Linked DNA regions of Homo sapiens: region 1 is linked to region 2. A link is an interaction called in ENCODE POLR2A ChIA-PET data of the cell type or tissue named here. Cell type or tissue: OCI-LY7. All regions are shown on one strand. Each heading gives the region's core, and the rest is flanking DNA. Links, peaks and the distances in the headings are about the cores only.

Evidence for each region. ChIA-PET counts read pairs that join two places held together with the same protein. Peaks named below come from ENCODE experiments on the same cell type or tissue, not always from the same donor. Only the 100,000 strongest peaks of a DNase experiment are listed, where the experiment ranks them.
Region 1: POLR2A ChIA-PET joins it to region 2 with 11 read pairs; 6 of 35 experiments call an interaction of 5 or more read pairs at or near these places.

The regions. Positions count from the first base shown.
Region 1 is chr1:44,686,332-44,703,395 of GRCh38, forward strand. It overlaps ARMH1 (armadillo like helical domain containing 1), which reads left to right. Exons shown (of 12, transcript NM_001145636.2): 2 at 3,345-3,572; 3 at 10,771-10,839; 4 at 11,732-11,898; 5 at 14,592-14,788. The coding sequence starts at 3,367. It overlaps LOC105378690 (a long non-coding RNA gene), which reads right to left. Exons shown (of 5, transcript XR_007066059.1): 4 at 14,848-15,264; 5 at 1,983-2,263. Among named protein-coding and RNA genes, the nearest start is that of ARMH1, 20 kb to the left of the region's middle. In OCI-LY7, for the core only: a CTCF peak has its summit at 8,764; DNase peaks (open chromatin) are centred at 8,740, 10,610 and 11,940; H3K4me3 peaks cover 1,352 bases; H3K27ac peaks cover 4,129 bases.
Region 2 is chr1:44,815,214-44,826,569 of GRCh38, forward strand. It overlaps PTCH2 (patched 2), which reads right to left. Exons shown (of 22, transcript NM_003738.5): 18 at 11,275-11,356; 19 at 11,037-11,174; 20 at 8,030-8,172; 21 at 7,856-7,955; 22 at 6,725-7,456. The coding sequence ends at 7,202. LOC107984952 (a long non-coding RNA gene) reads left to right here and starts at 5,266. Exons shown (of 2, transcript XR_001738036.3): 1 at 5,266-5,349; 2 at 6,018-6,781. It overlaps BTBD19 (BTB domain containing 19), which reads left to right. Exons shown (of 8, transcript NM_001136537.3): 8 at 1-372. It also overlaps the pseudogene RNU5E-6P. RefSeq lists enhancers at 3,886-4,542, 4,357-4,456, 4,487-4,536, 4,543-5,199, 5,856-6,513 and 1 more and a silencer at 4,447-5,166. In OCI-LY7, for the core only: a CTCF peak has its summit at 4,354; DNase peaks (open chromatin) are centred at 4,528 and 5,008; H3K4me3 peaks cover 2,035 bases; H3K27ac peaks cover 2,230 bases.

The sequences.
Region 1 (17,064 bases), core at 5,512-13,511, 120 kb before region 2:
AAAAAAATGTAATAGTAGTTTGCTACTTGAAGAGTTTATTTACTTGATCAGTCATGTTAACCTGCCGGGCACAGTGGCTCACGCCTGTAATCCCAGCACTTTGGGAGGCTGAGGCAGGCAGATCACTTGAGCTCAGGAGTTTGAGACAAGCCTGGCCAGCACAGCAAAACCCCATCTCTACTAAAAATATAAAAATTAGCCAGGTGTGGTGGCACATGCCTGTAATCCCAGCTACTCAGGAGGCTGAGGTAGGAGAATCGCAGGAACCTGGGAGGCAGAGGCTGCAGTGAGCCAAGATCACACCACTGCACTCCAGCCTAGGCAACAGAGTGAGACTGCATCTCAAAAAATAATAATAATAATGTAAACACTATTGATTTAACTCTAAAGTATGGGAAATAATGTTGGAGGATAGAAAGAAAAAAAATGGGAGTTAGAGTGGTGCAATAAAACTGATTCCTCCACTGGGCAAGGTGGCATGCGCCTGTAGCCCCAGCTACTCAGGAGGCTGAGGCAGGAGGACTGCTTGAGGCCAGGAGTTTAAGGCTGCAGTTTACTATGATCGTACCTGTGAATAGCCACTGCACTGCAGGCCGGGCAACATAGTGAGACCTCATTTCAGAAAAAAAAAAAAAAAAATGAAGACCTAATTCCTCACCTGCCAGAATGATAAATACATAAATATTGCCTAAGGTTGATACATCGAATGATAGCAGTGTATTAGTTTGCTAGAGCTGCCATAACAAAGTGTTATAGACTAGATAACTTAAATGACAGAAATTCATCATCTCACAGTTCTGGAGGCTGGAAGGCTGAGATTACAGTGTCACAGGGTTGATTTCCTCTGAGGCCTCTCTCCTTGGCTTGCAGATGACCATGTTTTCCCTGTGTCTTCACCTGGTTTTCTCTCTGTGTATGTCTGTATCCTAGTCACCTCTTCTTATAAGGACACCAATCATATTGGATAAAGGCCCACCCTAATGACATAGTTTAAACCTAATTTCCTCTTTAAAGACTGTATCTGCATTTACAGCCACATCCCGAGTTACTGATGGTTAGGACTTCAACATAGGAATTTGGGGAAAACACAGTTCAGCCCATAACAAGTAGTATAAGCTCGTTATTTGGAAATACAGGGGTAAACAGCAGAAAAAATAGCCAAAAGAGTTTAAAGTAGCCTCCTCTGTGAGGAGAAACTGGAGGGCAGCAAGAGGTGAGGCAGGTGCTATTACTATTTGATTTTTTTCAAAATAGCAAGTGGCGGAGCTGAGCCTTGAACCCAGTCTGACTCCAGATCTCATGTTCTTCCACTCTCCCCCAAGAGTAGGAACTCCTCCAGCGCCCTGCAGCATCGTATTCATCTTTGCATCTCCCACGGTACCTTATACAGAGCCACAGGATGGGCCTTCACCACATACATAAGATTTACAGCTGCATCACAGTGACGTTTAAAGCTGATGTTTGTTGATGCTTCTTTTCCTGTCTTCAAAGAAGATAGGGGAGACTGAGGTCCAAGGAAACATTGAGGAGCCGTAATGTGCCCTGCTTAGAGGTCCCTGCCTTTGGCGTCCTGGAATCGCTGGGTGCATCTCTAATGGCACATTGAGTTTTGATACTAGAAAGGGTCCATTTAAGGCAGGGCAAGGGCACACGGTGCTTTCCTGCCTGATAAAGCTAGTGGTGGTGTCTCAACCCCACCTCCCTGGGGTCTAGAACAGCCATTCACCCCCATTTTCTTGATGTCAGTTTGGCAACTGAAGGCAGCCACAGCCTCCCTAGGTTATTCTCAGATTTATGACTGCAATGGCATTCACAGTGATTGATGCAGGATCCCATGAGGGGGTTTGGTCATTTTTGTGTTCAGGTTGGTCCGCAGTCATTCACCTGGTTCTTAAGGCCAGCTAGATTTCGTGGTTATCTCCATCCTGGAGGCTGCGTGGACGCCCTTCTGGAAGCACGCATCCCATGTCCTCTGGGGAGTAGTAGAGGTTGGTGTGTATGTATGTCTGTCTCCGCATGCCTCAGATTATTGCTTCCTAATAAAATTCTGATAGCTGGGCCCCATCAATATCTCAAATACATGTGAGGAAATGTTAATTTAGAATCAATTTTAGGATGTTTCAGACTGTAAAGTCCTTTTAACTAGATCTCTGGCGAAGATGTAGAAGCACTTTATGGGACTGTAAATTTCATGTTGAACAGTCTTCGTGAAATACACATCTCTCCTACACACAAGCTGTTCTCTCCATATCAATCATGGCCCCTGCAAGTAATGTTTCACAAATATTCTGTAAATCACAGAAAACTCCATGATAATGTGAAATATGACTTTCACTTGTCTGTTAGACAAAAGAATCACACATGCCTCTCTCCCATCAGCACTAACATTTGTTATGGATAATAACACTTTCAATCACAACTATTTTTGGAAAACAGGTTTATCTTAAACCTTCCCTCCCCCCACTGAAAATACTCTCCCAAGGACACAGACTCCTACAAACCACAGCCCATTAATCCAACTATGGAATGGGAACATTTTCTTCCCACTAACTTTTTTTTAAGTTGTTTTTAAGAGTTAGTGTAAAAGCCCGAGGTACAAGGTTAAGGAGCACTTTAACTTAGGTGATTGGCATAAGAGGGAGGCCATGTCTCTCAAGACCTCAAGCCTCTGACCCTGTATGAAGTAAGCCACAAGAGAGGCCCAGATTTTGTTTGTTTCTTGTTTTTCTTTTTTTAATTTTTGTGTTTTTTTAACACAGTCTCACTCTGTCGCCCAGGCTAGAGTGCAGTGGCGCGATCTCGGCTCACTGCAACCCGCCTCCCGGGTTCAAGGGATTTCTCCTGCCTCAGCCTCCCAAGAGCTGGGATTACAGGTGCCTGCCACCACGCCCAGGTAATTTTTTGTATGTTTAGTAGAGACAGGGTTTCGCCATGTCAGCCAGGTTGGTCTCAAACTCCTGACCTCAGGTGATCCACCTGCCTGGGCCTTCCAAAGTGCTGGAATTATAGGCATGAGTCACCACGCCCGGCCTTGGCAAGCACTTTTATCTCAGCTGGATGCTCTGGTCTTTTAGTTGCTGGCATCAGTAGGGACGCCAAAGAGCTAAAATTTTAGTTCTTAAAGAGCAGACATTTAGCACACTGATATTCTTAATCCCATTACACTCCAGCTAGAGCCTCCCTGTTCAAGCAGCAGGTGACCAGTTCTAGAGTATATTTTGCGCATAACTACATCCATTTGCATGATAAAGCCACACCCTGCCTGCAGTTGATTGCTAGAAAAATAATGGAGTTGCATGATTCTAAACATTCCGGTAACCTGTCTCTTTTCCCTCCCTCTGTAGCCAACTTCAGGACTGATTGATCATGACTTCTATAAAGGAGCAGGCAGCAATTAGCAGGCTCTTAAGTTTTTTACAGGAGTGGGACAACGCTGGCAAAGTCGCAAGGAGTCACATCCTCGACAAGTTCATTGAAACCAACCAAGGCAAGACTGCCCCTGAACTGGAGCAGGAGTTTTCCCAGGGAGCCAGTTTGTTCCTGGTACGCTTGACCACCTCGCTTAGAATCACGTATCCTTTACTGAACAGAAAAAAAAAAATTAGGCACCGGGCACGGTGGCTCACGCCTGTAATCCCAGCACTTTGGGAGGCCAAGGTGGGCAGATCACAAGGTCAGGAGTTCGAGACCAGCCTAACCAACATGGTGAAACCCTGTCTCTACTAAAAATACAAAAATTAGCCAGGCGTGGTGGCAGGTGCCTGTAACCCCAACTACTCAAGAGGCTGAGGCAGGAGAATCACTTGAACCCGGGAGGCAGAGGTTGCAGTGAGCCGAGATCATGCCACTGCACTCCAGCCTGGGCAACAGAGTGAGACTCTGTCTCAAAACAAACAAACAAACAAAAATTAGGCAGCCTTCAAAAATGAAAAGGAGAGGAGATTGTCAAAGGGGTTTTCTCTTGATTCTGATATTTTAGAACAGACATCTGGTGTTTAAAAAAAAGTGATAAAAAAAAAATCCTTAGAGTCAAGAACTCTCTCAGCTTCCTGTGTTCCCAACCTATAATTGTATTTCTTTCTCACCCCTAACCTCTTTTGCTCCCATCAGAGTTGAAGTAGGTATACCTTCTGTCTAGGGCTAATCCTCTATTTGTACTGCACTTGAACCCTTTCCTATCTCCTTATTCTTTCTCTCCTATAGCTTTCACCTTTGCCTCATAACCAGCGTTTTTTCAGCATTTATATATGCTGAAATCTCTTCTACTTTAAAAAATAAAATTGAATCCCTGTTTCAAATCTATATTCCACCCAACCCCAATTTCTGCCCTTCATGGTGAAGCTTCTTTTGTTTGTTTGTTTATTTGAAACAGAGTCTCTCTCTGTGGCCCAGGCTGGGGTGCAATGGCACAATCTCAGCTCACCGCAACCTCTGCCTCCCCAGTTCAAGTGATTCTCCTGCCTCAGCCTCCTGAGTAGCTGAGACTACAGCCATGTACCACCACACCTGGCTAATTTTTGTATTTTTAGTAGAGACAGGGTTTCACCATGTTGGCCAGGCTGGTCTCAAACTCCTGACCTCAAAATGCTGGGAGTACAGGCATAAGACACCGCGCCCAGTGAAGCTTCTTGAAAAGGTTGTTGAGGGGCGGGGCGCGGTGACTCACGCCTGTAATCCCAACACTTTGGGAGGCCGAGGTGGGCGGATCACCTGAGGTCAGGAGTTTGAGACAGCCTGGCCAACAAGGGAAACCCCGTCTCTACTACAAATACAAAACTTAGCTGGGCATGGTGGCACATGCCTGTAATCCCAGCTACCCGGGAGGCTGAGGCAGGAGAATCATTTGAACCCGGGAGGCGGAGGTTGCAGTGAGCCAAGATCGCGCCATTGTACTCCAGCCTGGGCCACAGAGACAGACTCCATCTCAAAACATTTTTTAAAAATTATAAAAATAAAGGTTGTTGAGTCTCCCTGTCTCCACTTCCTCTCCTCCCTTTTCTCCACTTGCTGCCATCTGACTTCGGTGCCTCCCACTCCACTGATGCAGGTCTTGCTAAGGTTACCCATGTTTTTCCAGTTGCAAAACCCAGGGACTGCATCCTCAGTCCTTATAGGTGACCTCTCAGTGGCATTTGTCAATCAACCTTTCCCACTTCTCAAAACACTCCTGGTTTCTCTGATACCGATTATCTTGGTGTCTATGCATTTCCCGCTCTTCTTCAGCCACCCCTTAAATGCTGTTCCTTGGGATTCCATCCTCGTCCCTCTTCTCTACTCACTCTCAGATTCTCCCTGAGGGACTAGTTCATTGTCAAGATTCAACACCACTCTTGTATGAGGGCTTTCAAATAAGTATCCCTGCCCAAATTTCTCTCTTGAATCTGAGTTCCATACCTATATATCCAACTATTCCATACCCATATATCCATCTTCACTCATATGCCACAAGATGAGTGTCACATATCTGACTTAGTAAACTAGGGGAATATGGTGCCATTATGTGGAAGAGAACATAAGAAGAGGAGTAAGCTTGAGGGTAGATAAGCTTGTTTTGGGACATGTTGAGTTTGAGATGTCTGTGCTCAGGATCCCTGGAGGCAGGTCAAGGCTAAAGACAGATCTGGTCACCGTCAAGGTGATAGTTCAAGTTATAGGAGGATTTGAGGATATTCCTGCTCTGTGTGCCCATAGCACTCTACAGATTTATCTCAGACCCTTTTATTGTATATTTCTGTCCTTGCCTGAACCCTCTCGCCTTCTCTAAACCCCTTCCTTGACCCATGCACAGTGACTTACACCTATAATCCCAGCTACTTGGGAGGCTGAGGAGGGAGGATCACTTAGGCCTTGGAGTTTGAAGCTGCAGTGAGCTATGATCACACCGCTGTGTTCTATCCTGGGCGATGGAGCAAGACCTCATCTCTATAAAAATAAATAAACCCCCTCCTTATTTGACCAACTCCTACTCTATTATTCAGGTCTCAATTTAAACATCACTTTCTCAGGAAGCCCATTTCTGAGTCCCAGGCTAGCTTAGGTTCCCTTCTTATATATATTCATAGACTTCCTCTGCCTTAATAATCATAACATTTTATTGTTATTACCTGCTTAATATCTCTCTTTCCCCCCACTGGATTTTAGATCCAGTGGGCAAGAATCGCATCTGTTCTACTTATCTTTATATTTCTAACATGTAGCACAATGCCTGGCACATGTTTGCTGAGTAGAGGAATGAATGACCCAGCATCTGCAGCTGGGAAGAATTAAAGGTTTAAGTAAACACTGCTCTCTTTCTTACATTTAAGTTATTGATAAAATTATTTTTCAGACTCAGGCCTGTAACACAGGCCAAAGGGAATAACCATGGAATACATCTGTAGGTTTACCCAAATGTTCTTTTTTTGTTTGTTTGTTTGTTTGAGACAGGGTCTTCCTCTGTTCCCCAGGCTGGAGTACAGCAGCACAATCATAGCTCACTGCAGCCCCAAACTCCTGGAGACTCAAAGGATCTTCTCACCTCAGCCTCCCAAGCAGATAGGACTATAGGCGTGCACCACCACACTCAGCTAATTTTTCTGTTTTTAAAATTTTTTTAGACACGGGGTCTTGCTATGTTGCCCAAGCTGGTCTCAAACTCCTGGCCTCATGCGATCTTCCCACCTTAGCCTCCCAAAGTGCTGGGACTACAGGTGTGAGCCACCACACCCAGTCTGTTCTCAAATATTATTGTGCATAAAAGAGGTTTAAAATGCAGATTACCAGTTACCTATCCACCCACACTCCCAAGGTTCTGCTTTAGTAGATTGAGGGTGGAACCCTGGACCCTTATTTCTAACAAGTACTCTGTGTGGCTGTAGTGCCAGTGGTCCCCGGGTTATGCTTTGAGAAACATTGCTGCCTATAACCTGGCTCCTGTCCCCACAACTCATGACACTAGCCTCACCAAGTCCCTAGCTTTGTGGCCAAATCTAGAGTTCCTTTTTCCTTCCTTGTCTTACTGAACAATATTTTCCACTTGGCCACAGGGTGAGATGAGTAAGCCAGGGTGGTACAGGTGCAGGGTCAGATCCTGTCTATTTAACACTGTGATGTCTTATTCATCTCATCATGGATTTGTTGTTGTTGTTGTCTGAGACAGAGTCTCACTCTCACTCTGTCACCCAGGCTGGAGCACAGTGGTGCCATCACAGCTCTGCAGCCTCAACCTCCCGGGCTTAAGCCATCCTCCCACCTCAACCTCCCAAGTGGCTGGGACTATAGGCATGCACCACCACATCCCCAACTAATTTTATTATGTTTTTGTAGAGACAGGATCTTGCTGTTGCTGTTTCCCAGGCTCATCTCAAACTCCTGGGCTCAAGCAACCCTCCCACCTTGACCTCTCAAAGTGCTGGGATTATAAGTGTGAGCTACCATGTCTGGCCCATCATGGACTTTTTATATTAATTTGATTGTTTTAAATAGTGCATTGAAATATTATGTGATTACTGAGTTTTTTGGTGCCCCTTTTAATTTCAGACCCCAAGCAAGTGCCTCCCTCACCTCACCCTAGTCCTGGCCTTGCTTGACCACTGCCCCCTCTTAAGCTGTCCTCTCTTCTACCTTTTCCCGCTGTTTCTCAGTTGCTATTGCAGGATCTCTCCCACTCCAATCCCCCACTTAAATGTCAGTGTGTCTGAGCATTCTGTGCTTTTTTACTTGGTCATTGCACTTATTACATTAGGCATTACATCATTCTTCTTCATTTCTCAAGTGCCAATCATAGTGCCTAAAATTTAGTGGGTACTCAGTCAGTGCTTACTAAATGAATGAACCATGCTTTTACTGAACAGTTGTAGATTCAGTGTTCTACACCTAGAATTATTCATAATTCCCTAACTTTTTGCAGCCTTGTCGTACAACAGATAAAATAGACTGCGTGATGTGATAACAGTGTTTTGAATTAGCAAACCCACTTCTCCTACTCAGCCCTCCAGTTATGGTGGATTTTGGAGGAAAACAAGTCAATATAATAGCATCACAGCATCATTATTTTTTGCAAAATTGACTACCACATAGTCCCAATAAGCCTAAACCCTTTTTTCAACCTTGAACTTTCAGAATAGATCAGTAAAACTAAGGATTTATGTATTAAATGATAAAATTAGTTACCATTTATTGAGTCTTTTTCTTTTTTTCTTTTTTTTTTTTTTTTTTGAGACAGAGTCTCACTCTATTGCCCAGGCTGGAGTGCAGTGGTGCAATCTCGGCTCACTGCAACCTCCGCCTCCCAGGTTCAAGCGATTCTCCTGCCTCAGCCTCCCGAGTAGCTGGGATTACAGGCATGCACCACCGTGCCCAGCTAATTTTTATATTTTTAGTAGAGACGGGGTTTCACCATGTTGTCCAGGCTGGTCTTGAACTCCTGACCTCAAGTGATTCACCCTCCTCAGTGCTGGGATCCCAAAGTGCTGGGATTACAGGTGTGAGCCACTGGGCCCAGCCTATTGAGTCTTTTTATGTTCTAGGCACTGAGATATATACTGTACAAATATTATGTCATTTGGGCCTAACACCCAGCCTAATAGGTGATTGGTATTATTCCATTTTATAGATAAGAAAGATGAGCCTTGAAAAGGTTGAGTAATTTACTAGCACATGGTAGAGATAAAGTTAGAACCGGGTGTCTGTCCGAAAGCCTATACACCATCATGTCTCCTACTCAGTGGACCGTGCAGACCACAGCTCCACCTGCGACACCACACTGGGAGTTCATCTGCAAAGCGCCCTCCCTCCATTTGTCTACAAGCCAGAAGGCCTAACAGTAAGAGTTAGAATCCTAGTCAGACTGCCTAGGTTCAAATCCCGGTTCCAGCAGTTCACTGTGGGACCTTGGACAAGTTATTGACCTGAGATTGTTACCTCATGTTACTCAGGAAGTAAATGGAAATGCTAATAGCACCCACTGGAGGGCCATGGTGAGGATTATTTGAGACAATGCAAGCAAAGCAGTTAGCACAGTGCCCCGCACACAATAGGAGCTGGTACTTGTTAGCAACTGCTGATCTTGTGGCCCCAACATTGCTCCTTCATCCCCTGTTCTCTAGATCCAGGACTCAAACCATGTGTTCTGGAACTAATTCCTGGAAATAATAGACCAGAAATATGTATAGTGAGTGACTATGAAAACAAGACTAGCTGGGTGTGGTGGCTCACGCCAGTATCTCAATACTTAAAGGGAGGCAGAGGCAGGAGGATCGCTTGAGCCTAGAAGTTCAAAACCAGCCTGGGCAACATAGCAAAACTCCATTCTCCACAAAAAGGAAGAAAAAAACAAACAAAAAATAAAGCTGGCATGGTGGCTCACCTCTGTAATCCCAACACTTTGGAAGGCTGAAGCAGGAGGACTGCTTGAATTTACAAGTCCGAAACTAGTCTGGGCAACATAGCGAGACCCCTGTCTCTACAAAAAATACAGAAAAAAAATAGCTGGGTATGGTGGCACGTGCCTGTAGTCCCGGCTACTCAGGTGACTGAGACAGGAGGATTGCTTGAGCCCAGGAGTTCAAGCCTACAGTGAGCTGTGATTGCACCACTGTGCCCCAGCCTGGGCAACAGAGTGAGACCCTATCTCAAAAAAAAAAAAAAAAAGACTAGCCCAGGACAGAGGAAACAGAAGGTGACAGAAACAAAAGTTGGCCAGCCTAGCCTGAAGAAAAAGGGGAGAATGCACTGAGGAAGGAACAGGGGCAGAAGTTGAGGGAGCAGGGTGGGGACAATGTAGGAATAAAAAGACCACCGTGTGGGCTGCTGCCTGGCCCCAACTATGGCAGCAAGAGGCAGGGGAGCCTGGCTCCAGAGCCAACACTATTTTTGCAGTAAAGAGCCTTTCCTAATGAGCCAATCTGTCTCTACTTCTATTGGCATCCTGGGAACCAGGGTGCAGCAGAGATAATTTGCTTCACACACCCCCCGCCCAAACAAAGCACCATTACCTCCAAACCATTACATTAGCCTTTATCAGCCTTGGAAGCTCTCAGTCATCCTCCATGAGCTGCAGTAATTTCAGCTAATTTCTTAAGTGTTCTAAGAGCCTCTGATGTGTTATGAGCCTAGTAATTGTTGACTGGTTCCTTTTCTGTTGTGGCTTGATTTCATACCTTGTATCTGAGCTGATGCGTGCTTTGGGTACTTTATTATAATGAGGCTTTTTGCAAAGACTCACATTAAAAAATAACATTAAATACTGAGGTTGTTTTAAATCAGAGTTTAATTTTTCCACCATCTCCTATTATTCTTATTAGGAAGCCAATTCTTCATAAGGATAGTGACCTCCAGTGTAAAACTTTGAACAAGTACAAAAATTGAGAATTAATGATGAAGCTGGTTCTTTTTAGGGAAATCTAAGAATGAGGCACAAAGTCATGAACTATGCTGACACCAAGGATGCAATGGGCATGGCTTAGAGAGCTTTGGGATATTGACCCCCAGCCTTCTCCAGGGACCCTTAATTCATCAGAGCCTCCTTGTTCCCTAGAAAGCCTGTAAGAGCCAAGGTGGCTGAACTGCCACAGAGGAGCTTCCTGGAGAACAGTGAACAGCCAGCACCCTCTTCCCCCAACCCTGTGTGTACTGCCACTTCCCCTTCCGCTGGTAGCTCCTCTCAGGGTAAAGAGGCACAGTTCAGCTACTTGGCCACCCTGGGCCCGGGGTGGTACCAGAGATCAGGCACGGGCTCTGGCTTCTGTGTGAAAAACCACCCTGAAACTCACTCTTTAACGTGTCATACAGCTATATGACTGACTCATGTTTAGAAAAGCTTCTCAGGTCCATTGGCATCTTCTTATCAGCTGTAAGCAGGTGAGTTCTGTTCTAGCGTGATTCTGGGGGTCTCAGTGGCATCTCAGGCTCATGATGTCTTTGGCATTCACACCACCCAGGGCCACGGATTCCTGTTAGCAGTGGGTTCCTTGTAGCTCTTGGGATGGGCCCAGAGGTAATGTCCACCGGGCTCCTGCTCTAGTTGCTCCCCCATCCCTTTCTCTCCAGTGGCGCTTCACTAGTCAGCACCCTCTCGGTTGTGAATTACAGAAAACCAACTCATATTGGACTCAGAAAAAGGAAAATTAGTGGCTCACTTAACTGGAAAAACCCAGAGGGTAGAAATACATATTTCAGCCCTAACTAGATCCAGGGCTCAAACAATGTCATCAGTACTTGGCCTCCTTCTCTGTCTTTTCCCCCATTTCTGTCTCTTCTCCTCTGTGTTCATAGACCTCTGTATGCCATGGTCCTCAGGAGCTCTAGACATACCAAAAACAGAGCAGATCCTTTCCACAGCTTCCCAAGAAAGTCCCAGGCTTTGAGCCTCATTGGACCAATTTAGGTCCCATGCCCAGCCCCAAACGAACTTCTGCAGTCAGAAGGGTGACATACCCTGTCACCTCCTCACCCCACCAAAACTACATGGCCCATGAGTGGCAGAGGGGTGATTCCCCAAGTGACAGTTGAGGTGGTATTACAAGAAGAAGAAGAGATGCTGGAATGGCAAAACCAAGAACTGTCCCTAGTATGTAATTCCAGTCTTTCCTGCTGGAAGGAAGAATTTCCACACTCGTATCACTTTACCTATGGACATTTCCTGGATAGGAGGGCAAAGTATGTAAAGAGGGGACCTTGGGATCTCTTTGAAAGCTCAGTGCAAAGGAACTTGACAAGAGTTTTATTTCTACTTTTCTATCCCTCTGGACAGTAATCGGTACCTTATAGAATTTCTTGAGGTTGGAGGTGTCCTAACCCTCTTGGAAATACTTGGGCTAGAGAAGATCAAGGAGGAGGCCAAGAAGGAATCTGTCAAACTACTTCAGGTTATTGCGAACTCTGGCAGGACATACAAGGAACTCATTTGTGAAAGCTATGGTGGGTACTGTGTGTGACAAGATGTGTCTCCCTAGGGGCCTGAATGACATGGTGGCAGAACCCACCACTGCTATAGGAAAAACACATCATGAAACTGGTTGAACAGGAAGCTTTTTGTGCTCCTGTCCATGTCACCACTGGAAGACCCAGATTTATGATTCTCCTGATTCATCATTTGCTCACATTTTTCAGTAGTGGTTTTAGAAATACTTCTCCTTTTTAAATATATCCTCTTTCAGGCATCCATTCAAAGATTTGTTGAGCTGTGGCCCAATATCTTTTGTGAAATTGAGTTATGAGGCCGGGCGCGGTGGCTCACACCTGTAATCCCAGCATTTTGGGAGGCCAAGGCAGGAAGATCACCTGAGGTCAGGAGTTTGAGACCAGCCTGACCAACATGGAGAAACCCCGTCTCTACTAAAAATACAAAAAAATTAGCCTGGTGCAGTGGTCGGGGCCTGTAATCCCAGCTACTTGGGATGCTAAGGCAGGAGAATCGCTTGAACACAGGAGGCAGAGGTTGTGGTGAGTTGAGATCACACCATTGCACTCCAGCCTGGGCAACAAAAGTGAAACTCCATCTCAAAAAAAAAAAAAAGAAATTGAATTATGAATAACTCAAGAAATAAAATTGAAGGCCAGACGCAGTGGTTCACACCTGTAATCCCAGCACTTTGGGAGGCCAAGGCGAGTGGATCACCTGAGGTCAGAATTTGAGACCAGCCTGGCCAACATGGCAAAACCCCCTCTCTACTAAAAATACAAAAATTAGGCCAGGCGCGGTGGCTCACGCCTGTAATCCCAGCACTTTGGGAGGCAGAGGCAGTCGGATCACGAGGTCAGGAGATCAAGACCATCCTGGCTAACACGGTGAAACCCCGTCTCTACTGAAAATACAAAAAAAAATTCAAACGCATGGTGGCACGCACCTGTAATGGCAGCTACTTGGGAGGCTGAGGTGGGAGAATCGCTTGAACCCGGGAGGTGGACATTGCAGTGAGCCGAGATCGCGCCACTGCACTCTAGCCTGGGCTACAGAGCAAGACTCCGTCTCAAAAAAAAAAAAAAAAAAAAGGAAATAAAATAAATTTGAAATAAAATTATTGAATACCTACTGTGTGCTAGGTATATGCCAGGTGCTAGGGATACAAAAATGAATACAATATAATCCCTGTCCTCAGACAGTTTAGAGTCTGGTGAGAAAAGTAAATAATATAGTTTTTATTTTTTTCTTTTTTGAGACGGAGTCTCACTCTATCGCCCAGGCTGGAGTGTGGTGGCGCAATATCAGCTCACTGCAACCTCTGCCTCCTAGGTTCAAGCAATTCTCATGCCTTAGCCTCCCAAGTAGCTGGAATTACAGGCATGCGCCACCATGCCTGGCTAATTTTTGTTATTTTTAGTAGAGACGGGGTTTCGCCATGTTAGCCATGGCTGGTCTCAAACTCATGAGCTCAAGCGATCCACCCACCTCGGCCTCCCAAAGTACTGGAATTACAGGCATGAGTCACCGCACCCTCAATAATTTTAATATAGTCCATGAAGTGAGGCATGTAAAAGAGATGCCATCCCCCACATCTCCCTTTTTCCTTTTCTTTTTCTATTTTTTTTTTTTTTTGAGTTGGAGTCTCGTTCTGTAGCCCAGGCTGGAGTGCAGTGGCACGGTCTCAGCTCACTACAACCTCCACCTCCCGGGTTCAAGCGATTCTCCTGCCTCAGCCTCCCCAGTAACTGGGACTACAGGCGCGTGCCACCAGACCCAGCTAATTTTTGTATTTTTAATACAGACAGGGTTTCACCATGTTGGCCAGGCTGGTCTCGAACTCCTGAACTCAAGCCATCCACCTGCCTTGGCCTCCCATAGTGCTGGGATTACAGGCGTGAGCCACAACGCCTGACGAACATCTCCCTTTTTCAAAGCACTTCCCACCCTGCATTCTCATCAAGGTTCTCCTGCCTGTCTACCCCATGGCCTCTCGAAGCCTCAGTGTCTTCATCCATAAAGCGGGAGAAACACCTTCCTCTTGGTATGGTTTCTGGGATTAAGTGAATTAGTATTTGTAAAACCATTTTGCAAACTGCTGAGTGCTATACAAGTGTTATCATGGCCGGGCGCCGTGGCTCACGCCTCTAATCCCAACACTTCGGGAGGCCAAGGTGGGCGCATCACGAGGTCAGGAGATAAAGACCATCCTGGCTAACACTGTGAAACCCTGTCTCTATTAAAAATACAAAAATTAGCCAGGCCTGGTGGCACACACCTGTAGTCCCAGCTACCTGGGAGGCTGAGGCAAGAGAATCGCTTGAACCTGGGAGGCAGAGGTTGCAGTGAGCCGAGATCGCACCACTGTACTCCAGCCTGGGCAACAGACAGAGACTCCATCTCAAAAAAAAAAAAAAAAAAAGAGTTATCATATAGCAATAAAAAAATGCATGTTTTATTTGTAAATTGTGCAGAGCCATTTTAAACTTTAAAACAGATTTTGACATGCCTATGCTGAAATAAAATCCTCCAGCCACATAACTCTAAGGTAAACAAGACAGTGATGCAACATGAGAACCAGGCCTCAATTTTGCTTTGGTTGAACAGGCTTGGTTGAAGAGCTTTTAATCCTATTCATATTATATAATCTTGAGTGGGGATTTTTTCATAAATCCCTTCCAATTTAGCATTTCCTCTCTTCTTTGCTCAGGTGTACGATCCATAGCAGAATTTTTGGCAAAGTCTAAGTCAGAAGAGACCCAGGAGGAAGTGCAGGTTCTGTTGGATTCTTTGGTCCACGGCAATCCCAAGTACCAAAATCAAGTGTATAAAGGTCTAATAGCTTTGCTGCCCTGCGAGTCCCCAAAAGCCCAGCAGCTGTCCCTGCAGACTCTCAGGACTGCCCAGGTGAGCCAAGGCTGCATGCTCCTGTGGTTCTGATTCAGATGCAATAATCTTACAATTACCTTCCGCAGTTGCTCTCCACACAGGCATGAGAAACGGAGCTCAGCCTCCCACTGCATGTCTGTTGTTCAATCAGCGTTACTTCCAGAAGGCCAAGGTAGGGCAGAGAGTTCATGCCTCCCAGCAGAGTGATTTGTCCTGTTTACTTAAGGATCAGAAAGATGTTGGCAGACTTAAAAGTGGTTGAGACAAGCAACAAGGATGATGAAAGGGCTGTAGAAAAGATTAAAGGAGTCGATTTGATAGGGAAAGAATAATGGTGCATTTGTAGACAGCATGTAAGTGAAGAGGCCAGATCTCCAGTGCTGGGGAAGGCTTTTTTTTTTTTCTTGTTGGCTTTTGCCCTTCTCTCAGACAGTACCCTCGGATGCAAGTGAAAACCGAATTTGGGGCACGGTGAGCATACGAAGACATCGTACCTAGTAAAGAGGGGATAGAGGCTTAAAAAGTGGCTTTAAGATGAACCATCAGACCGGGTGCAGTGGCTCAGGCCTGTAATCCCAGCACTTTGGGAGACTGCAGTGGGTGGATCACTTGAGGTCAGGAGTTTGAGATCAGCCTGGCCAACATGATGAAACCCTGTCTCTACTAAAAATACAAAAATTAGCTGGGCATGGTGGTGCACACCTGTAATCCCAGCTACTTGGGAGGCTGAGTTCAGAGGATGGCTTAGCCTGAGAGGCAGAGGTTACAGTGAGCCAAGATCATGCCACTGTACTCCCTGGGCAAAAAAGTGAGACTCGTGTCAAAAAAAAAAAAAGGCAAATTCAAAAATAATAATAACTGGCTGTGGTGGCATGTGCCTATAGTCCCAGCTGCTCGGGAGGCTGTGGTGGGAGGATCGTGTGAGCCCAGGAGTTCGAGGCTGCAATGAGCTATGATGGCACCACTGCACTCCAGCCTGAGTGATAGAGTGAGACCCTGTCTCTAAAACAATTTTAAAAACAGATCAGATTATCATTATTATCTTATTTCCACAGTTCCCAGTTATTAAGTGCCTCATACATGCCAGCCACTGTGTTAGGGGCTTATCTACACGCTCTCTCTTAGTCTTCACTATAGCTGACGGAGGCAGATACTATTCTCCCTTTTTCAAAGATGGTGGAGCTGAGCTCAGGAAAGTGTGTTAAGTGACTTACCCAAGGCCGCATGCTAAGTAAAAGGTGTTTACCAATCGAGAATTTAAATCCACCCTCTCCTACGTCCTTATTCTTTCCACATACCACTCTGCCTCTTCAAAAAAGGGCAATGACAGGGCCGGGCGCAGTGGCTTACTCCTGTAATCCCAGCACTTTGGGAGGCCGAGGTGGGTGGATCATGAGGTCAGGAGTTCAAGATCAGCCTGGCCAGCATGGTGAAACTCTGTCTCTACTAAAAATACAAAAATTAGCTGGGCGTGGTGGTGTGTGCCTGTAATCCCAGCTACTCGGGAGGCTGAGGCAGGAGAATTGCTTGAATCCAGGAGGCGGAGGTTGCAGTGAGCCAAGATTGTGCCACTGCACTCCAGCCTGGAGACACAGCGAGACTCCATCTCAAAAAAAAAAAAAAAAAAGAAAAGAAAAGAAAAAGAAAGAGGGCAATGACAGTGATAGAAGAAAAATAGGGTTGGAAAATCAAGGGAAAAGAGTTTCCGTAAGGAGGACATGATCAGCTGGGGTCAGATGCAACAAAGTCATTCAGTAAGGGTAGAATAGAAAGATAGTCCCAGCAGGAAAAGTTTTGGTGAGTTAGGAGACTGTCTATGGCAGGAAAAATTAAATCGCAGCAGCCCATCAAAGGATGAATAGGGGATGAAGAAGTGGCTTCTCTTGGGAGGCTTAGATGTAAAGGGAAAAAAGAGCAATAGCAAAGGAGAAGACAGAGTTGAAGGACGATGTTGTTAAATATGGATGAGCTTGAGGATGTTTAATGCTAAAAGAAAAGAACCAATGCATGGGTAAAGTTTGAGGAGAGAGGAAAAAGGGGGCTGTCTGATGGGATGAGGTTCCTGAGGAAGAGAAGATTTTAGGATCTTGAATGAGTTCCATTCTCCTTGCCCTGTGTCCTCTCTCCCCCAATCAGAGTAGCCGGCCTTGTTCCTGCACCTCTAGCAGGTAGCCTCATTTAATGCCTCCTGAGCTAGAGAGTTCAGTGGCAGCCTCAGCCTAGGCCCAGTGACTCACCACTGCCCTCCCTCCCTCTCCCCATTCACCCAGGCACCTGGCTGTTTGGAAGTCTGC
Region 2 (11,356 bases), core at 430-8,429:
TGATTGTCAGTCCTATGGGGCTTAAGTCCTGGAACATCCCATTGACCTCCAGGACAAAATTCAATCTATTTCACTTTCAGGGCACTCAAAACTACTAGTGAGTGGTTCCTCACCTCTTCTCTCAAATACAATCTTTGTATAAATTCATTTATCCTGGAGGTATTAGTCCTCTAGCTCCATACCTTACTCAGTTACTGCAGACCCCTCTGCTACCTCCTTCATTCACTATACATCTTGTTTTCCCGAGGATGTGAATCTCCCTCAAGAAAGATCCCTGGGGCCTGGAGTGGTGTCTTACTCGTTTCTGCTTCCTCAGTCTCTGTCAGATAATCAGTGCTATGTAAATGTTAAGTAAATGACTTTATTTATTTATTTATGACACAACCTTATTCTCACCCAGGCTGGAGTGCAGTGGTGCAATCTCGGCTCACTGCAGCCTCAGCCTCCCAGGCTCAAGTGATCTTCCCACTTCAGCCTGCTGAATAGCTGGGACTACAGGCATGTTCCATCACATTCGGCTAACTTTTTTTTTTCTTTTTGTAGAGATGAGGTCTCCCTACGTTGCCCGGGCTGTTCTCAAACTCCTGGGCTCAAGCAATGGTCCCACTCCGTCCTCCCAAAGTGCTGGGATTACAGGCATGAAGCACCACCACACCCAGCCTATTTCCTCATTTAAATGCCACTTTATTCCATGAAGAGTTTTAAAGGAGCTGCAAAGCAAGATACTGTCAATCTAAAATGAGAGACAGTTGACTATTTAGAAGAAAATAAAGTTAGATTTCTATCTCAGGGACTTCATACAAAAATATATTGTACAGGAGGCCAGGCACCGTGGCTCACGCCTGTAATCCTAGAACTTTGCGAGGCCGAGGTGGGTGGTTCGCCTGAGCTCAGGAGTTCGGGATCAGCCTGGGCAACATGGCAAAACCCTGTCTCTAAAATACAAAAAACTAGCCAGGTGTGGTGGCACATGCCCGTAATCCCAGCTACTTGGGAGGCTGAGGCACGAGAATTGCTTGAATCTGGGAGGCGGAGGTTGCAGTGAGCTGAGATTGTGCTACTGCACTCAGCCTAGGCAACAGAGTGAGACTCTGTCTCAAAAAAAAAAAAAAAAATATATATATATATATGTATATATATATATACACACACACACACACACACACACATAGATGTGTGTGTATATTATATATACACATAGATGTGTGTGTATATTATATATACACATAGATGTGTGTGTATATTATATATACACATAGATGTGTGTGTATATTATATATACACATAGATGTGAGTATATTATATATACACATAGATGTGTGTATATTATATATACACATAGATGTGTGTATATATTATATATACACATAGATGTGTGTGTATATATATACACATAGATGTGTGTGTATATTATATATACACATAGATGTGTGTGTATATTATATATACACATAGATGTGTGTGTATATTATATATACACATAGATGTGTGTGTATATTATATATACACATAGATGTGTGTGTATATTATATATACACATAGATGTGTGTGTATATTATATATACACATAGATGTGTGTGTATATTATATATACACATAGATGTGTGTGTATATTATATATACACATAGATGTGTGTGTATATTATATATACACATAGATGTGTGTGTATATTATATATACACATAGATGTGTGTGTATATTATATATACACATAGATGTGTGTGTATATATATTGCACAGGGATTAAAGATAGTTATTTAGCATTATCTCTCGACAGAAAATGTGCTTACTCAGTAGTACATGGCAGCATTGATTGGATAGTGGAAATTGAAAATCATCTATACGTCCATTACCAGAGGACTGGTTATATTAACTATGGTATATTCCTGTAATATTTAAAAAATCCATGATCTTTGGTGAAAAAAGCACAGAATAGACCAATTACAGCATGATTCCTCTTGTTAAAAGAAAAAAGGTAGCATAGTGATTAAGAGCGTGTCTCCTGGAGCCAGAATGCTTGCATTTGAATCCCAGCTCCGCCACATATTTTCTTTGTGATTAACCTTTCTTTGCCTCAGCTTCCTTATTTATAAAATGGAGATAATGGAACCTATTTAGTAGAGTTTTTAGGAAGATGAAAATAATTTCATAAAATACTTAGAATTGTAGTGGGACAGATTAAATTCTGTATATGTGTTTAGAAAACATATTCATTCATTTGTTCCACAACTATTCATTGAGTGCTCACACACTAGACATTGATTTACGGTCATGGAATAAGTACATCAGACAACAAGTCAAGTCAAGTCTTTGCCTCATGGAGCTAACATTCTAAGAGGAGAAACATGCAGTAAACAAGTAAAGAAATGTATGCTCTATTCAGGGAGTAGTTTGTGCTATGAGGAAAAGCAAAACAGGTTGAAGAGATAGCTATGTGGTGGGAGTGGGACTATTTCGTACAGGGCACTGATTGTAGACCTCTGATGAGATAACATTTGACAAGAGATCTGCAGGGAGCTATGTGTCATGGGGGAAGGCATTGGAGGGTTTTGTGCAGGACAGTGATGTGTGATCAGATTTAGTTTAAAAGAATAATTTGGGCTGGGCATGGTGGTTCCTGCCTGTAATCCCAGCACTTTGGGAGGGTGAGGTGGGCGAATCACTTGAATCTGGGAGTTTGATACCAGTTCGGGCAACATGGCGAAATCCCGTCTCTACAAAAAATACAAAAATTAGCCAGTGTGGTGGCACGCGCCTGCAGTCCCAGCTACTTGGGAGGCTGAGGTGGGAGAATTGCTTGGATCTGGGAGGTGGAGGTTGCAGTGAACTCAGATTGCGCCACTGCACTCCAGCCTGAGATTGTGCCACTGCACTCCAGCCACTGCACTCCAGGAAGACCCTCTCAGAAAAAAAAAAAAAAGAATTTGGCCGTTATGTGGAGGACTGGAATTGAGAAGGGCAAGAGCGAGGTAGAAGAGTGGTCTAGGGAGAACAGTTAGGGGCTATTGCAATTATCCAGCAAGAGATCTTGGACCAGGATGGCAGCAGTGGAGGTGGTAAAATGTGGTTGGATGAAGCGTACGCTTTGAAGGTATCAACAGGACCAGCTGATGGAAGGGAGTCAACAGGACTAGCTGATGGCTGTAAACTGGGGGGTCACTAGCTATCAGATGGCATTTACTTAAAGCCATGGAAGTAGGTGAGCTCCCTTATGGAGAGGGAATAGGAAGGAGGTAGACCATTCTATCAAAATGCTCTTTCTACAGGGCACTTCTCACTGAGATATTATTTATCTGGGATTTATATTATTTATTCAATTTGTTTTGTGTTTGGTTCTATTAGAAAAGCTCCATAGGGGCCGGGCACGTTGGCTTTTGCCTGTAATCCCAACACTTTGGAAGGCCGAGGCAGGCGGATTACCTGGGGTCAGGAGTTTGAGACCAGCCTGGCCAACATGGTGAAACTCTGTCTCTACTAAAAACACAAAAATTAGCCGGGCGTGGTGGTGCGCCTGTAATCCCAGATGCTGAGGAGGAGAATCGCTTGAACCCGGGAGGTGGAGGTTGCAGTGAGCCGAGATCGCGCCACTGCACTCCAGCCTGGGCAACAAGAGCGAAACTCCCTCTCAAAAACAAACAAACAAACAAACAAACAAACAAAAAACAAAAAAAAGAAAGAAAGAAAGAAAAGGGCCAGGTGTGGTGGCTCACACCTGTAATCCCAGCACTTTGGGAGGCTGAGGCAGGCGGATCACGAGGTCAGGAGATCGAGACCATCCTCACCAACACGGTGAAACCCCGTCTCTACTAAAAATACAAAAATTAGTCGGGTGTGGTGGCGGGCGCCTGTAGTCCCAGGTACTCCGCAGGCTGAGGCAGGAGAATCGCTTGAACCCGGGAGGCGGAGGTTGTAGTGAGCCGAGATTGAGCCACTGCACTCCAGCCTGGGTGACAAAGTGAGACTCCATCTCAAAAGAAAAAAGCTCCATAGGAGAAGGAACCTTGTCTCTTCACCACATAAACTGTGTTTGGATTCGCAATCGAGTTGGGAAAAAAAAATCAGTCTGGAAGAGCCACACCAAACCGCTAACAGCTACTGTCTCTGGGAATAGAACAAGGAGTTTGGTTGGCGCGATATACCGCCCCTGAACCTCTAGCCACAATAAGGCTTAATTAATGACCGGACGACTTGAAAGCGCCTTCCACTGTTTATCTCTTAAATCTGCAACGAAATGCAACAAAAACGCAAGAAATAAACAATAGAAGCCAGTCTTACTGCACACTGCAGAAGCCAATAAACCCCAAATGTAGCTCAAAACAAGGTGTCACGCAAACTTCTGATTTTTTTTTGTTTTACACTGAATCTCTGTCACTCTGACTAGAGGGCAGTGGCGCGATCTCGGATCACTACAACCTCCGTCTTCTAGAGTCAAGAGACTCTCCCGCCCCAGGAGTCTCTGCCACTCTGACTAGAGGGCAGTGGCGCGATCTCGGATCACTACAACCTCCGTCTTCTAGAGTCAAGAGACTCTCCCGCCCCAGCTTCTCCAATAGGTGGGATTGCAAACAGGCACCACCACGCCCGAATAAGTTTGTGAACATTTGGTACAAATAACAAATGACCAAGTTCCTTGGTTGTAGTTGCCTAACTTTTAATACTTAAAAATGTAGCCTCAGGAAATAAGAGGCCTCAAAAAATTGAATAAAAACTCACAACTTTCTCTCCACGGAAATCTTTAGTAAAAGGCGAAAGATTTATGCGCTTTGAAGAGAAACCCGAGTATATTCGTGACTTCCGCTTCGAACCTCGCAGGGAGAACTAACACTTAACACACTTATGGTTGTTGGATGCCTGCGTGGTACGCACTCCCTATATGTAGTTTATGCACACAGATGCGTGTAAGAGGCATCATGCTCTAAAACAGTGCAGAAATGCGCGCACAGAGGGAGTGCAAGCATCTTGAGGGTATCTTTTCGTGGTGCACCATGGGTATGCAAATCACAGGCGGCTCCGGGCTGTTCCGCGCCACCGGGGAAGCCATGGGTCACTGATCTCCTTTGCTCTCCTATGCTCCTCTCTGCTGGTCCTCCTGGGACCCGCACCCCGTGGGCGGCGCCGGGTGCGGAGTCCTTTGCGGAGCTGGTGTTCGTCCCAGGGGTTAAGGTCCTGTCCCGCCGTCCTTACCCGCAGTAAGCCTCCGGGCTTAGAGAGAGGGACGGGGAAACAGACGGGCACAGACACTCAGGGGCACTGGGACCTCACAGGAGGCACGACCCCACCCCTCCTGGAGGAGATGGCATCCGATCCAATTCACCTCGAAGGGTGATATGGGGTCACATCAAGGGGAGGTGAGAAAGTGTTCTAGGCAGAGGGAATGGCGTATGAGAAATTAGGGACCCGAAGACCAATTCAGCCTGTCCAGACAGTGGCGCTCCGTGTGTCTGATGAGGGGGTGCTGGGGTGGGAGGCAGAGGCTAGATCTCCTCGGGCCTGGAAAGATGAAGATGAGGAGGCTTAGTGAGGCTGGCTAACTTGCCCAGGGTTACTCCGCTGGTAAGTGGCACTGAGGGCTGACCCCCTTTGCACTATTCTGGCCTGGTGAGCTCTCTCTGCTCCACCTAGAAGGCCCTTCTTGGTGACCCAAACACTGCTGGACCCAAATGCAGCCTCCCTCCCTTGGGCCTGCTGGTTGCACCCCCTACTCTAGGTTCTCTGCCAACTACCCGCTTCTCTTGAGCTTTTTAGGCATTTTAGCGTGGATTCAATTGCAATAGGCGTTTTTTGTTGTTGTTGTTTTTGTTGTTGTATCTTTTGGTCAGAACATGATTTCCTGGCCTTTGTCCAGGTGGGGTGGGATGTGAGAACGCATTGTTCCTGGGGTGGGATCATTCCTGGTGAGTGGGTGGTTGGAGCCCAGGGTCTATGTGAACTAGACTATGGGTCCTAAGCTATGGCTGGGAAGGGGCAGTTGCAAACCTCCCCACGCCTCTAGGTGAGGCTCTGTGCTCTATTCCAGGGCTGTGGCCACTCTTCAAGGCCTCTGCTTAGTGGAGCTGTTCAACTTTCACAGAACAAACAACTTACGCTGTGTCCTCACTAACTGCTAGCACCTCAGTTTCTGAGCAGTTCCCGCAACTGATCCACTGGCTGACTGGCCAAAGACACCTCTCGGCTGTCAGGACAACCAACTTACAGAGGCCTTTGCCTTGGAGGTTGCTCTGGAACCTGGCTCCTTTCCCTGGGTCCACAAACCTCCTGAGAAGCTCCCCAGACCCTGTTGACCTCTCTCTGCTTCAACTGGCTGCTTTCCTGATCTGCCTCCACCTCGCCTTCCACCTGCTGCATGGCTTTGCCCCTCTGCCTTGCCGTTTCCCGTGCGGGTGAAGCAGGTAGGTGGAGGTGAGTCTGGAGAGACGGGCAGGCTGGAATATGGTGGCTCTGAAAGCCACACAGTGGGGTTCTTTTTTTTCTGCTCTCGGTCTCCAGATTGAACCCAGTAGGATTTCACACCAACAAAATTTGTTATCGTTTTGTATAGTAAGCACTTAATCCAGATGATGTTACCAAGTATATGACAAAAATCCAGAATCTGGGGTCTTTTCCACCCAGAACTAGAGAAGCTAATACCTCAGGTCCTGGCACCAGAGAAGCTCCTTCCAATAGCTAATGTTCACTTGCAAACTCCCCACTCTGTCCAAAAAAAAGCACTGAAGTCATCTGAGATTAGTTCACATAGAATATATTTCATTCTTTAAAAAATAAAACTTTCATCATAGCTAACATGTATGTATACTACAAAAATAGACATTTTCATATAAATAATGGATGTGGTAGGAGGTGGGCAGGGATATGGAGAGCCTGCCCAGGAGTCACCAGACGGAAGGGTGCTGGAGGGTCCCTCAGGCTTGGTCAGCTGGGCAGGCAGTGGTGTGGGGTGGGAAGGGGGACAGGGCTGCACTGCAGCCCCAAGTGCCAGCTTTCACTCTCAAGTGACACAGATACAGGCTCACACAGGCCTGGATGTGCAAATCGGTGGCTGTTCTGTATGGATATCAGGGAGGCCCATGACAGCTGGGTCGGGAGAGGGGATGCAGCAGCAGCAGGGCCCTCCAGGGGTCCATCCTGCGTCTAACACCAGACCCAGTGCTTCCCAGTGACCCCACACGCCCCACACATGGTCTCTGTGCTTCAGCTGCTCTTTCACCCAGTGGCTGGACCTGGTCCCCTGGAACTGAGGTTGCCAGAGCTAGTGGCAGCAGGGGACCAAGGGGGCTCATCAGGGGCTGGATGGATGTAGGCACCAGGCAGGGGGGGTGGGTGGATGGCCACGGTCATGGAGGTAGTCACTCTGGCAAAGCTCTGGGGCAGGGAGGAGGATGCCCCCCACCTAAGCCCGCCTCCCTGTGGAGCTGGTGGACTCAGGATCTCTGGGCTTTCCTTGTACATCTGTATCACCTGTGGGGAGACACCAGCCCCAGTAAGCCCACGGGCCCCTGGGGCTCCCGTCCCCTTTAGCATCTCGCTGGGGATTACCATGACTGTTGGGAAGCTGGGGCCCTTGTTGGTCTCCAGCAGGATATGAGAGCTGGCAGGCGACAGGATGTTGAGGCCTGGGGCAAACCCTGCACCTTGTTCTGGATCCTAAAAGTCTAAGGTGGGTCCCATGAAGAAGCCAGGAGGGCTGAGGGGCAGGAACATGGTGTCTGGGGAAAGGAGGAGGCTGCCACCTTCAGCTGGTGGCACCTGTTGGGGAGGTACCTGTCTGTGGGCCACAGGGCTCTGTCCCTTCCCTTGCCTCTCCCTACCCCGTCCCTTGGGCTGGGAGTAGAGGGATGGTGCCGAGGGTGTGGTCACCTCTGGCGGCGGGCCCAGGATGGACAGCAGCACAGGCAGCAGCACGAGTCCATGGAGGAGGCCCAGGAGCGTGAGCACTGTCAGCGCCGCAAAGAAGTACCTAGGGGTAGGGTGTGGGGGGAGTCAGCCCAGGCCTGTCCTGAGCCCTGCCTCCCTGCCCCGAGCCCTCCCTACCTTACAATGAAGTCAAAGTGGGAACCAGCAAGCATGAGCAGACCCAGCAATGTGGAGATGGCCCCATCGGTCACGGGGGCAAATGTGTGCTCAAGGGCATGGGCGGCCCGCAGGTTCCGGCTGCCCTGGGTGGTCAGGAAGCCCTAGGAAAACAGAGTGGTCCTGGAGCTGCTCCTCTGCCAGTCATGGCCAGCTCAGCCATGTCCCGAGCTGTATCTGTCTTCAGAGCTCAACGATACCTTGGCCCACCAAAGGCTGGGTGAACTAAGTTCATGGGAACTGTACAGGGAGCATGCGTGAGTCCTTTTAGGTAACACTGTATGGATGGGTTTGGTGAGCTTAGACACAGAGACACGTAGAAAATAGGGTACAGCCTGGGTGACAGAGTGAGACCCTGTCTCTTAAAACAAACAAGCCCGGGCACGGTGGCTCATGCCTGTAATCCCAGCACTTTGGGAGGCTGAGGTGGGTGGATCACCTGAGGTTGGGAGTTCCAGACCAGCCTGGGAAACATGGCAAAACCCTGTCTCTATAACAAATACAAAAATTAGCTGGGTGTGGTTGTGTGTGCCTGTAGTCTCAGCTACTTGGGAGGCTGAGGTGGGAGGATCGCTTGGCCCAGGAGGTGGAGGTTGCAGTGAACCGAGATTGCACTGCTACACTCCAGCCTGGGCGACAGAGTGAGACCCTGTTTCAAACAAACAAACAAACAAACAAACAAACATAGGTTGGGCAAACTACAGCCTGTCACTTGTTTTGTAAATGAAATTTTGTTGAAACAGCCATACCCATTGGTTAATGTATTGTCTAGACAATTTTGTGCTTTGATGGCAGAGTTGCAGCAGAGACTCTATGGCCTACCAAGCCTGAAATAGTTATTATTTGGTCCTATAAATAGAAGAAGTTGGCCAACCACTAGTCCATCTAGAAGAGGGACATCAAAGTGATAACAGTTACTTCTCAGAGTAGCGTTTCAGAGGATTTCTAATTCTTCTTTTGTACCTTTCTGCATGCTGGCTTTGTTTGTTTTCAAGGATCATATATTGTTTTTATAATCAGAATAATAATAGAGATATTTGGTGGGGGGAAAGGAAGGGAGCTGTTTGTGGAGTCTGGCTGGTCTGTGGGTCCCCCCTTTCCTCTGCCAGAGAATATGCAGCCCTGGGCGAGGCCCTCCTTGGTTCTGGCATCTCTGTATCTCTGGTATCTTTGTAGAACCCCTCCATTAAGCCCACATTGCCATCCCGCTACCATCCCATTTTTTTTTTTTTTTGAGACAGGATCTTACTGTGTTGCCCAGGCTGCAGTGCAGTGGTGTAATCATGGCTCACTGCAGCCTCAAACTCTGAGGTTCAAGTGATCCTCCCGCCTCAACCTCCTGAGTGGCTGAGACTACAGGCACGCACCACCATGCCCAGCTAATTATTTAAAAAAAATTTTTTTTCTTTGAGACGGAGTCTTGCTCTGTTGCCCAGGTTGGAGTGCAGTGGCGCAATCTTGGCTTACTGCAGCCTCTGCCTCCCAGGTTCAAGCAATTCTCCTGCCTCAGCATCCTGAGTAGCTGGGATTACAGGCACCTGCCACTACGCCTGGCTAATTTTTGTATTTTTATTAGAGACGGGGTTTCACCATGTTGCCCAGGCTGGTCTTGAACTCCTGGCTCAAGCAATCCACCAGCTTTAGCCTCCCAAAGTGCTGGGATTACAGGTGTGAGTCACCATGCCTGGCCCATCCCACAATGGTTCACAGTAAAACCATTCAAAAGAATCATTGATTCCCATTTTCTCATCTTCCATTCTGTCTTTAACACATTCCAGACAGGATCTTGTCTACTCCTCTCTACTGAAATGGCTGCTTATTTATTTGTCTACTTATTTACTGTCTATCTCTCTCTTCTTTTTTTTCTTTTTTTGAGATGGAGTTTTGCTCGGTCTCCCAGGCTGGAGTGCAGTGGCATGGTCTCGGCTCATGGCAACCTCCACCCTCCCGGGTTCAAGTGATTCTCCTGCCTCAGCCTTCCAAGTAGCTGGGATTACAGGCATGCACCCCCACACCCAGCTAATTTTCATATTTTTAGTAGAGATGGGGTTTCACCATGTCGGCCAGGCTGGTCTTGAACTCCTGACCTCAAGTGATGTGCCCACCTCGGCTTCCCAAAGTGCTGGGATTACAGGCGTAAGCCACCTCACCCAGCCCTTATTGTCTATCTCTATCCCTAGAATATAAGTTCCTTGGAGGTAAAAAACTGTATTGCTATTATATCCCGTATTCTTTTTTATTTTTATTTTCCAAATTCTTTTTTGAGATTGAATCTTGCTCTTTTGCCCAGGCTGGAGTACAGTGATGTGATCTCAGCTCACTGTAACCTCCGCCTCCTGGGTTCAAGTAATTCTCCTGCCTCAGCCTCCTGAGTAGCTGGGATTACAGGCATGAGCCACCACGCCCAGCTAATTTTTGTATTTTCAGTAGAGACGGGGTTTTGCAATGTTGGCCAGGCTGGTCTTGAACTCCTGACTTCAGGGGATCCGCCTGCCTTGGCCTCCCAAAATGCCCCAGCATCATCCCAATTACAGGCATGAGCCACTGTGCCCAGCCCAAATTCTTTTTTTTTTTTTTTTTTGAGACGGAGAGTTTCACTCTTGTTGCCCAGGCTGGAGTGCAATGGCACGATCTCAGCTCACTGCAACCTTCGCCTCCCAGGTTCAAGCAATTCTGCCTCAGCCTCCAAAGTAGCTGGGATTACTGGCATGTGCCACCACGCCTGGCTAATTTTTTGTATTTTTAGTAAAGACAGGGTTTCACCATGTTGGCCAGGCTGGTTTCGAACTCCTGACCTCAGGTGATCCACCTGCCTCGGCCTCCCAAAGTGCTGGGATTACAGGAATGAGCTACCACGTCCACCCAGCCCAAATTCTTAAATAGTACCTAGCACATAGTAGGGGCTTGAACAATATGTGTTGAATACTGAATCAGCTGATTGGTCCCTCCCCGGGGTGCCCGTGCTCACCAGAGCCACGTGGACTGTGAACTCAACGCCAATGCCTACAGAGGCCACAAGGATCACCACGGGGATGGCACTCAGCTTGATGCCCAGGAAACCCATGATACCAAAGAGTTCCACTGTCATCATCGCCAGGACCAGCACCTGAGGGAGACAGGGCTCACAGAGGGCTCCTGGCAGGAGGGATGACAGGCTGGGCAGGGAAGGGTGGGGTGTCTCTGTCCCCACTCCTGCAAGCACTCACTATGAGGCCAGCCGTCCAGGGGTTGAGGAGCAGCAGAGCACAGACGAGGAAAGTGCACACCAGCAGGATGCAGACGGCCAGC